3 separate regions of the Homo sapiens genome follow, and all the other regions are linked to region 2. The links are chromatin contacts, found by Hi-C or POLR2A ChIA-PET in ENCODE. All regions are on one chromosome and are shown on one strand. The core of a region is the stretch at or near the end of the contact, and the rest is flanking DNA. Distances in the headings are between cores, read along the strand shown.

Region 1 (3,376 bases), core at 4-2,503, 110 kb before region 2:
CTCCAGCCTCACTTCCTGTAATTACCCACCCCTGCTCTTCTCAGCCACCTACCTACCCTCTCTGCTGTTTAACCACGTCAAGCTGCCTGCTGCTTCGCTTCTTTGCTGTTGCTGCTCCCTTTGTGGGGAATATTCTTCCCCCTATTTTCCCATGCCTCCTGGCTCTCTCACCCTGCACATCTCCTTTCACAAGTCATCTAAAGAGCACCTTTTTTTTTTTTTGAGACAGGGTCTTGTTCTATCACCCAGGCTGGAGTGCAGTGGTGTGATCATAGCTCACTGCAGCCTCGAACTCCTGGGCTCAAGCGATTCTCCTACCTCAGCCTCCTGAGTAGCTGGGATTACAGGCACCCACCACCATGCCCGACTAATTGTTTATAATTTTTCTACAGACGGGGTCTTGCTATGTTGCCCAGGTTGGCCTTGGACTCCTGGCCTCCAGTGATCCTCCTTCCTTGGCCTCCCAAAGCAATGGGATTACAGGTGTGTGCCACCGCGCCCGGCCCAAGAGCACCCAATTCAAACTTCCCACCCCCAACTCATCATCATCTCGTTTTCCCACAGCAATTCTCACTATTTAATATTATGTTTTACCTTTTTACTAGCTTCCTGTCTGTCTCCCCATCAACATGACTTGTGCCAAGACAGGGATCTTGGCTGTCAACAGATCTCGCTCAAAAGTCTTGGCTGCTCAAAGTCCCCTGCATCTAGAACGATTCCTGACACATGAACTGAAGAGTTCATCCAAGCAAGGGACCCTAAGGAGGGCTTTTGGAGAGTGTAAAACGTGCGCAAGGCGTGAGGGCAGGACGCCTGAGCAGGTGGACGCTGCAGGTGAAGCAGCCAGGTGGACAGATGAGATGCGGGGATACTGGGCTTCTCCGGAGCCTGGAGACTGGCTTCAAATCTCTGCAAACGGGAGACCGGGCCAGTGCCTGATGGCACACAGAAGGCGCTGGGTGACCGCTGCGACCGCCCGCAGCCCAGACGCGGGGGAGGCCAGCGGTGGGCACCGCCCCGCACCCTTCCTGGCTCACCTCAGCGCGCCGGCTGCAGTCTCCCTGACGGCCAGGCTGGGGTCTAGCAGCAGCGGCCCGAGGCGGCGCACGGCGTCTCGTCGCGCCAGGCCCGGGAGTGCCGGCCGCTGCTGCACCAGCCGGGCCAGCCCTGCGCAGGCGCACTCGCGGACCTCGGCGCTCGGGTGCTGGAGCTGCGGATGAGAGCGAAAAGGGTCAGAAGGCGCGCAATGCGCACGCGCGCGGGGCAACCTCGTCTCGCCTCCCGGCCCGACGGAGCCCTCGCCTCACCTTTTCCAGCAGCTCCGCCGCCGGCCCGTCGTCCTCCTCGCCTCCGGTCCCATTCGCCGCCGCAGCCGCCTCGGCCTGACAGTCGCCCGTAGGGGAGAACTGAGGTCGCTTGAAGCGCTTCGTCCGGCTCTTGCCCATGGTGACGTGCGCTGGGCGGACAGACCACCGAGAGAGGAGGGCAACAGCAGGCGGTGGAGGCTGCCGCGCCGTTAACAAGGTCCGTTGCTGCTGCTCAGCTGGGCCGGCTGACGGCTGCAGCACACATGGGCAAGCCGTGCGCAGGCGCACGGCGCGTCGTCTGCCGGGTCGGGGTTGGGGCGGGGCGGGGTGGGGGGAACTGGCGCACGGAGCGCGCAGGCGTGGAAGAGGGCATAGGCGGGGCCAGCTTCGGCAAAGGGGCGGAGCCTTGTGGGTTTACCGGGTAAGTAGGAGGTTGGACTAGAATAGTAACGCCGACCCGGGCGAGAGGATCACTTGAGGCCAGAAGTTCGAGACCATCTTGGGCAACATAGGAAAACACTCCACTCCCTGTCCTCCCCACCAAAAAAATTAAAAATTATCTGGGCATAGTGGCGTGTGTGTGTAGTCCCAGCTACTTGGGACGTTGAAGCCGGAGGATCACTTGACCCCAGGAGTTTGAGGCTGAGGTGAGCCGTGATCCTGCTACTGCACTCCATCCTGGGCGACAGAGCGAGACCCTGTCTCAATCAATCAATCAAGCAACCAATAAGTTAGTAACACCGGCTACAAATAATCAAATGTGATTAAGAATACCTAACTTGCAAGGTTATTGTAAGTTCTGTAAAGTTCATAAAGTTCTGTAAAGTGCCTAACACCAAGCCTGATATATAGCAGGTACTCAAAAAGCATTAACCACGATTTTATTTTGTGTCCCCAGCACCTCCCATAGCTCCTGTCGTAGACAGAGACTAGTTAATGTTTTGGAACGAATGTGTGTCTATATTTGATAAAACAGAATCGCTTAAGAACCTAATCTCCCTGCCTTAGTTTCCTCATCAGTGAAGTGGGGACATCGATAGTATATACCTCATGGAGTTGTTACGAAGACTAAATGTGTTCATATGTTTAAGGTGCTAAGAACAGAGACTGGCAGATACTAAGCACTATGTAAATGTTTGGAAACGTATTTAACAAAGAGATTCTTTTGCAGATATTTGTTGAGTACTAGGTACAGTGCTGGGCATTGGAATAAAGCAGTAATCAAGACAGTTTGGTTCCTGTCCTCTCTCCCTGTCCTTATGGAATTTACAGTCCAGGGAGAGATCTGTTGAATATATAATTATATGAATAACTTTGGTTATAATTGTGGTAAATACTAAGCAGAGGGAAAAGTACAGGAGAATCTTAGGTGGTCTTTATAATTAGACATGTAACGAGTGAGTACTCAATATATGCATAGCTTTGGGTCAATTTTCTTTTTTTCTTTTTGTTTTTGAAACAGAGTCTCACTCTGCTGTCCAGGCTGGAGTGCAATGGTGCGATCTCGGCTTATTGTAACCTCTGCCTTGGAGTTCAAGCAGTCCTCCTGCCTTAGCCTCCTAAGTAGCTGAGATTACAGGTATGTGCCACCATGCCCAGCTATTTTTTTTTTATTATTATTTTTAGGAGAGACGGGGTTTTACCACGTTGGTCAGGCTGGTCTCGAACTCTTGATCTCAAATGATCTGCCTGCCTCAGCCTCCCAAAGTGCTAGTATTACAGGTATGAGCCACCACGCCCAGGCTCAGGTCAACATTCTACTGGAGAAAATTTCCATTCCATGGTAACCCTACTGTCAAAGAGTTGACTGTCCAGTAAGGGAAATTAATTACTATGGCAAATTTTAGAGAGTAACAGAAGTGTAGCTCATGTTGCATTTGGGCCTATCAAAGATCAATCTTGGGCTGGGCACTGTGGCTCACACCTGTAATCCCACCACTTTGGGAAGCCAAGGTGAGCAGATCACCTGAGGTCTGGAGTTCAAGACCAGCCTGGCCAACATAGCGAAACCCCATCTCTACTAAAAATACAAAAATTAGCCAGGCATGGTGGCATGTGCCTGTAGTCCC
Region 2 (3,897 bases), core at 815-3,314:
ACCCCGTCAGCCTAGCCTGGAGGTGTCCACTTGTGAAATGAGGGTTTGTGTGGAAGTGGGGAGCCACGCTGCCAGTTGTTATGGTTTTGAAACAGAATGGAATGTTTGATTTTGAAACCCTTCAGAGTCCCTGCTGCTGCGAGTCCTAGTCACTCTCATCCATAGACAGTCACAGCTCCACCAAAAAGCAGAGACAGTTTAAACAACTTGTGGCTAGATTAATTGTGTTTTCTGATGGTTTTTTCTCCTTTTTTGTAAATGTGTTTTTTAAAAATCAGGGCGCCCGTGTGGTAAAACAGGCTCTTCTTGTCCCTGGTACATCGTCCTGTGCCCTCGAGGATGCACCGGGGCTGGTGACTGAAGCACTTAGGAGATTTCTTGCTAAGTGGGAGCAGCAGGAATGTCCTGCAGTTTCTCAGAGGGCTGGAGAGCAGGCAGATGACATTCCAGGACAGGAGTGCCACCGTAGCCACCCCAGCCTCCGTGCACTCAGCACCTTCTCTTCCTGTTAAATTTGGGGACACATTTGTACAGGGATGAGTTGAGCCTGATCACTGACTGCCTGAAGACCAGAAAAGGACAACTGGGAGGTATTTGGTGCTGTCCCTTTTCCCTCCCATTTCAGATACCAGAAAGTCCTTTTTCTGCACATCCATTTGTGAAGGAAAACCAAAAAAATTTTCCTTTATGAGAGAATGTGCCTCTGTAATGTGTATATCCTACAGAGGCATTGGATTTGAGTGTGTTTCAGATAGGAATAGACTGTTTCAGTATTTCACCTTTATGGACAAAAATGCTTCTTCTAAAGCTAAATTTTCTTTTGAAACAGATTTTAAATATATAAATAGAATGACCTCTAAAGATAGATGGATGTGTAAGAAATAGTTCCAGTTCCCTATCAGTTTATTTTCCTGATTCTATATTTCAGTTTTTGTTTTTAGTTTTATTTTTTAATAGTTTGTTTTTGTTGTTGTTGTTGTTTTGAGATGGAGTCTTGCTCTGTCACCAAGGCTGGAGTGTAGTGGTGTGATCTTGGCTCACTGCAATCTCCGCCTCCCAGGTTCAAGCGATTCTTCTGCCTCAGCCTCCTGAGTAGCTGGGATTACAGGCACACACCACCACACATGGCTAATTTTTGTATTTTTAGTAGAGACAGGATTTTGCCATGTTGGCCAGGCTGGTCTCAAACTCCTGACCTTAAGTGATCCACCCCACCCACATTGGCCTCCCAAAGTGCTGGGATTACAAGCATGAGACACTGTACCTGGCCTAGATTTCAGTTTTTAATTGAGACATTTGTAAGGTTACTTTTAAGTACATGGTAAATGTGAAGAAGCAACTCCTAATCTTGAAGGTTTTATTTTATTTTTTGAGACAGGGTCTTGCTATGTTACCCAGGCTGGTCTTGAACTCCTGGGCTAAAGCGATCCTCCTGCTTCATTCAGCCTCTGGAATAGCTGGGACTACAGGCATGAGCCACCACTCCTGCTTAATCTTAAAGACTTTAAAGAGCATTCCAATTAGAAGCCAAACCCTTGAAGTAGTGACTTTTTCGTTTGCTTGTTTTGAGTTAAGTGGGTGAGAAGAGAATAATAATCACTTGTCCCTTTTAGGAAAAAGAAGCAGGCTGTGTTATAGGACCATGTTAAAGCCGTAAAGAAATTGTTTATCTTACAAAACACAGAATGTGATTGATTTTGGTGCAATTTTATTGTACCTACTTTCTCAGGGCAGGGGGAACCCATGAATTTAAAACACAGCAGTCTTGTTTCTTTTTGATTATAGAAATCTCAAAGTCAGTGAACGTGAAGATCTTTCTTGAGTAGGCTGTTGTTCTTTGTGTGGCTTGCTGGCTTGGACTGCAGACTTCTGCTAACCGTTTGTTTTCTTCCTTTTTCCAGGCTTGGAGATGCTGGATCCTTCAGCCAGCAGTGAGCATTCCTCATTTCAAGGCAGGAATCCCCCCCATTGTGGGCAAGCTGCCTCCACTTCTTCCAACTCCTGGCAGGAAATCCTTCCTGGGTCCCTCCTTCAGCTCCTGTCAAGTCCCGTTTGTGAGGTGATAGGCCTGGTGGACACCTCCTTCCACTGCCAGCTCAGTGCTTCCCCCTAGGGACACAACAGATGAGTAGCTCTTCTGCTTCTCGGAGAGCTCCCCGGAGACAGCGGGCAGTTTAGAGCCATGGCAGCGTGTGCTGTTTTATATATATATATATATATATATATATATATATATATATATATATATATATATATATATATTTTTATGGAGTCTCACTCTGTCACCCAGGCCGGAGTGTGGTGGCACAATCTTGGCTTTCTGCAGCTTCCACCTCCCAGGTTCAAGCAATTCTCCTGCCTCAGCCTCCGGAGTAGTTGGGACTACAGGGATGCACCACCACGCCTGGCTAATTTTTGTATTTTTAGTAGAGACAAGATTTTGGCATGTTGGCCAGGCTGGTCTCAAACTCCTGAGCTCAAGTGATCTGCCTGCCTTGGCCTCCCAGAGTGCTGGGATTACAGGTGTGAGCCACCGTGGCCGGCTGAGAGTGTGTTGTCAATCTGCCACGTTAAAAAACAAGTTGCCAGTGAAATCTTTATGGAAAGGTGGCTTTCACCTGGACCTTAAATAAAATTTAGATCTGGGGATGTCTTTGTAAATAAGAGTCAAATACAGCTTTGACCTTTTATGGGAACCGGGAATTTTTGAGCCAAAAATCTTTCTTATGAGCACAACATTTCAACCTTGACTGCTGTTGGGGATTCAAATAGAGGGAATATGCCAGCTTGCTTTGGAAGCTGTACATGTGCAGGCCTTTGATTGTCAAGGTCAGCCTGTATTGACGATCCTCAGCCCTGCGGGGGAGCATTTCTGTGCCCCACCCCCTTTTGACCTGTTGCCTTTGGAGATGGGTGAGAGTCCGGTTCTGCCTCCCCACCCCCATGCCCTCCTATTTGGGCTTCCTTGCTCTTGTGCCTTTCCTTTTTCCCTTCCTTCCACTGGTCCTCCCCTCACTCCCTGGGCCTCTGGACTCAGCCTCCCAACTCCCGATGGGCTCAAGCCTCCCTAAGACTGGGTGTGTCTCCTGCTTCAGGCCCCCTCTTGGCTCACCCACAGGCCCATTGTGAGTACCTGGACTTTTCCTGTGAGGAGTGAGCAGAGAATGGGGAGAAGGGCTCAGGAAGAAATCTTTCTGCTCTCATTTGCCTCCCATCCTTGCCATTAGTTTAGGAACAAAGCTCTTTCTGACCTTCACAAAAGGCCCGGTTCAGGGCCTTTATGGTAAGCACTTTGAGAAAATGTCTTGTGTAGCAGGGTAAGGGCTGTGCCGGACAGCCTGCCTGTCCAAGAGGGACAAGGCTGGGTGCTGGGTGGTGTGCCAGGCCAGTATTCTGGATGGCTGGAGGGAGGCCAGCTTTTGAGGAGCAGAGGATTTCAGCCATTAATGGCGCATCTGGGAACTTCACTGCTTTGAATGTTTAAGAATATGTGTTCCAGGCTGGGTGTGGTGGCTCACACCTGTAATCCCAGCACTTTAGGAGGCTGAGGTAGTGGATCATCTGAGGTCAAGAGTTTAAGACCAGCCTGGCCAACATAGTGAAACCCCGTCTCTACTAAAAAAATTAGCCGGGCATGGTGGTGGGCGCCTGTAATCCCAGCTACTTGAGAGGCTGAGGCAGGAGAATCACTTGAACCCAGGAGGCGGAGGTTGCAGTGAGCTGAGATTGTGCCACTGCACTCCAGCCTGGACAACAAGAGTGAAACTCTGTCACTCACACACACACACACACAAGCAAAAAAAAAAAAAAAAAAAAGAATATGAATTCCAGGTGTCAAAAAACAAACAAACAAACAAAAAAACAACACTTCAAAACAGCACATTTAGAACGAAACCC
Region 3 (3,692 bases), core at 1,124-3,623, 81 kb before region 2:
TTTAGTTTCTCTACCGTTACTTAAATTACAAATCTGAGGCCAAAGTGGGACGATCACTTGAGCTCAGGAGTTCAAGACCAGCTTAGGCAACAAAGTGAGACCCTGTCGCTACAAAAAATTAAAAAGTTAGCTAGGAATGGTGAGAGCCTGTAATCCCAGCACTTTGGGAGGCTGAGGTGTGAGGATTGCTTGATCCCAGGAGTTGGAGGCTGCAGTGAGCCATGATTGTGCCACTGCACGGCAGCCTGGGTGACAGAGCAAGACCCCAACTGAAAATAAATAAATAAATAAAATTTATGTTTTAGTGTATTTACGTATTTATATAAAAACTCAGTTTCAATACCAAAGTCAAGATTCATCCATTTGTTCAACAGCAATTGAGCATCTTCCATAGATGCCAGCACTCTTGGGTACTCAAGATACACCTATAACAAGTACTCAGAATAGCGACTCAAAAATTAGTTTGTGATTTTAAAAAAAAAGCTGGAAAGCTATCTTTTACATACATTATTTCATTTCATCCTTCTAGCTATTCTGCAAGATAGCTATCTAATAGGCCTAAATGAAATTAAGGTTCAGAGAGAATAAGTCACTTGCCCCACTGGCTAATGGAGGAAATGGGACTGTAATCCACATTGATCTGCCAAGTCTGGGTCCTTCCACTGCACGTGGCCCTGAGCTCTCTTACCTGCCAGATGGCATGAGGCTTGATTGGAAGCACTCTCATCTGTTAGATCAACTCTCCACAGCATGCTCCTGGAACACAACTGCTGTGTACCACTCTAGCAGTCAAGCAAGCAAGAGAAGCTGACTTTGAGTAAACTGAAAGCCAATTATTTAAAGGATATTGGGTACTTCAGGATTTTGGAGTGGTCTAGAGAGACTGGTTCAAGGCTAAAGTTCCAGAAGAAAAAAAATGCCCAAACCCATCTTACGGAACTGGTCGGATGAGGAAACTGATGCCACCACCACTGAGTCCCACTGAGTGCCCTGCCACGGAAACACAGCTTTACCACCTCCTCGCATGCCTGGGTCCCAAATGCAGGAGTCCAAAGTTTTCTGGGTTGTCCTGAGAGAGGATGGACTGACATAGCCAGCATTCCCCAAATCTAGCACGGGTGCTCAGAGGGAGCTGGGCAAGGCAACCACTCTGTGATTCTCTCTGTGGGATGTTCAATACATTTGCATGCCTCTTCTCCAATTAAAAAAGAGCAACTGGACAGACAGAAACCACAACAAACACTCTCTGTCCCCCAAATAATGTGAACAAGTCTTTGGTGAAATGGCAGAAAAGCAGGCAGTTTAACAGGTTTCTCTACTGCAGGGCCACTCGGGACATTCATGCATGCATTCATTCATTCGTTTGAGGCAGAGTGTCACGCTGTCGCTCAGGATGGAATGCAGTGGTACAATCATAGCTCACTGCAGCCCCGGCCTCCGGAGCTCAAGCGATCTGCCTGCCTTGGCTTCCCAAGCAGCTGGGATTACAGGCATTAGCCATCGTGCCCAGCCAACATGGAGCTTTTAATATGCTTTACAGCATGAACAATCTCCAGGAGGAGGATGTAGTAGTTCCCAAATATTGGTGATCATGGAACTTTTATTTCTGTAACAGGCTAAATATGATGGAAGAAGTGGTGCTGGTGGTAGGCTTTATGCTCAATTGCTTCTTCTTTTGTCCTCTGCGAAGTCCTATTCATTTGACATTAAAAGTTTTTTTTTTTTCCTTTTTTTTGAGACAGAGTTTTGCTCTTGTTGCCCAGGCTAGAGTCCAATGGCGCGATCTTGGCTCACTGCAACCTCTTCCTCCCAAGTTCAAGCGATTCTCTTGCTTCAGCCTCCTGAGTAGCTGGGATTACAGGTGTTAGCCACCATGCCTGGCTAATTTTTGTATTTTAGTAGAGACGGGGTTTCACCATGTTGGTCAGGCTGGTCTCGAACTCCTGACCTCAGGTGATCCACCTGCCTCGGCCTCCCAGAGTGCCAGGATTACAGGCATGAGCCACCACACCCAGATTATTTTTTTAATATTAAAAAAATTCCCCACTTGCCAAGGCTGACCTATCATTTGCCCTCTAAGAGGTTTTTGGGTAAGCCCAGGCAAAGATTTTTTTTTTTTTTAAAGGTTTTAGTTCTGATTCCACTCCCTGAACTGTAGTTCTGGGGCCCACATATCTCATCTGGGCTATAGCAGCCACTCCCAACTGGCCTCCCAGGTCCTGCCCTGTCATCACAAATGCAAATCCAGTTGTCACTTCCTTAACTGAAAACACTCTGATGGCTTCCCATTGCCCTCGTGAAATGCCATGTTCTGGTTCCTACTTCCTTCCCGTTTTCTCTTGTCACAGCCCCCTCCCCCGCAAAACTTCTCCCTCTAAGGGCAACCAGATGTTTGCTAATCACCTACTTTGGAAAGCTGGTCTGGCTGGATCCTCTTCCCATGGACTCCTGTAGCATCCTACATTTTTACTTTTCATAGCACTTAAACCGCATGGTAACTGCTTGACCACTTGACCACTGGTCTGTACTCCCCACCAGATAACAAGTTCTGAGGTTCTGAGAGGCAGAAATTCATTTTGATTTTTTTTTTTTTTTTTTTGGAGACAGTCTTATTCTGTCACCCTGGCTGAAGTCCAGTCACACAAGTCATAGCTCACTGCAGCCTTGAACTCCTAGGCTCAGGCAATCCTCCCACCTTCGCCTCCTGAGTAGCTGAGACTGTGGGTGTGTGCTACACCCAGCTAATTTTCTTACACATTAATACCCAGCAAAACACTTGCCATGTAAAAGTGAGTCTATAAAGTGATGAACACACTTTAAAATAGGGTAACAAATATCTTTTTATTTTTCTCTGTCCCTTTAAAATATGGTAACAAATATCTTTTTATTTTTCTCTGTCTCTCATACAGTCAGACTGGCATAGCAGGTATCAGTGGTACACTAAAAACATCAGATTTTAATGTGTTCCATGATGAAGCAGACAAGACGCACTTCCTAGCTTTGGTGGGAAAAAAAGAAATTATACTTACCCTTTGTAAAAGCATAGAGAAAGTTTAGAGCTGAAGAATAAGACTCAAACTTCTATGGTTTCAACAGGACAGGAAGCGAGAGAAACCTCAGTTGCTGAGGGCAGGGTATTTGTCAGTTAGAAGGATTGTTAAATCTTTATAAAATGCCAATCAAGATGGCTAGTTCTAAAGGAGAAAAGAGCGTCTCAAAAAGCAGCACTATCAGATAGTCACGAGCTTGAATGTTTTCAGAGAGGTTCTTCAGGAAAACACCAAACACCATTTTCAGAATGAGAGGCCAAATATCCTCTCTTTGCCTTTAGTCCAGTTTTCAGGAGTTTGCTTGGTTCAAAAGATTAGGTAAAATTTCCTCATGGTTATCTCAACTAAGATGTTGACTTTGGGCAAAGTTGTAACAACGTTTTTTTTTTCCCCCTTAAAGATTTGGGTTAACACACTTACTGAGTATTGACTCTGCAGCTAGGCACTATTTAAGTGCTTTACATGAATTAACACTTTAAGACTTGAAATAAGCCTGGAAGATTAGCATTATGCCTGTATCCTATATATTATCTCTCTGTACCAAAGAAACTGGCATTATGCCCACTTAATAAATGAGGAAACTAAGGTTGCATAATTTAGCTGAAGTTACAAAACTACCAAGGAGCAGATCTGAGATTCAAA

Evidence for each region. Hi-C counts contacts between places; a loop is a spot of excess contacts on that map. ChIA-PET counts read pairs that join two places held with the same protein, here RNA polymerase II (POLR2A). Pooled maps may share reads with other maps.
Region 1: a pooled map shows a loop between it and region 2 (4-fold over the local background). The contact joins the promoter of HEATR3-AS1 here to the enhancer-like site in region 2. A Hi-C loop is called at or near these places in 2 of 50 pooled maps. POLR2A ChIA-PET finds 5 or more read pairs at or near these places in 3 of 52 experiments (HEK293T, OCI-LY7 and PC-9).
Region 3: a pooled map shows a loop between it and region 2 (2.2-fold over the local background). The contact joins two enhancer-like sites. A Hi-C loop is called at or near these places in 1 of 50 pooled maps. POLR2A ChIA-PET finds 5 or more read pairs at or near these places in 2 of 52 experiments (A673 and HEK293).

What each region holds. Positions count from the first base shown.
Region 1 is chr16:50,064,201-50,067,576 of GRCh38, reverse strand. HEATR3-AS1 (HEATR3 antisense RNA 1) reads left to right here and starts at 1,253. Exons shown (of 3, transcript NR_186390.1): 1 at 1,253-1,524; 2 at 2,770-2,886. It overlaps HEATR3 (HEAT repeat containing 3), which reads right to left and starts at 1,607. Exons shown (of 15, transcript NM_182922.4): 1 at 1,308-1,607; 2 at 1,038-1,210. The coding sequence starts at 1,445. RefSeq lists silencers at 885-1,144, 1,225-1,274, 1,605-1,654 and an enhancer at 1,505-1,799.
Region 2 is chr16:49,956,253-49,960,149 of GRCh38, reverse strand. It overlaps the pseudogene NCOA5LP. Among named protein-coding and RNA genes, the nearest start is that of CNEP1R1, 67 kb to the left of the region's middle. Within about 2 kb of position 2,064, at least 4 of the 41 ENCODE cell types and tissues checked have a DNase peak (open chromatin) inside an H3K27ac peak, as active enhancers do.
Region 3 is chr16:50,037,937-50,041,628 of GRCh38, reverse strand. No RefSeq gene overlaps it. Among named protein-coding and RNA genes, the nearest start is that of CNEP1R1, 15 kb to the right of the region's middle. RefSeq lists silencers at 1,385-1,585, 3,045-3,245, 3,545-3,692. Within about 2 kb of position 2,373, at least 9 of the 41 ENCODE cell types and tissues checked have a DNase peak (open chromatin) inside an H3K27ac peak, as active enhancers do.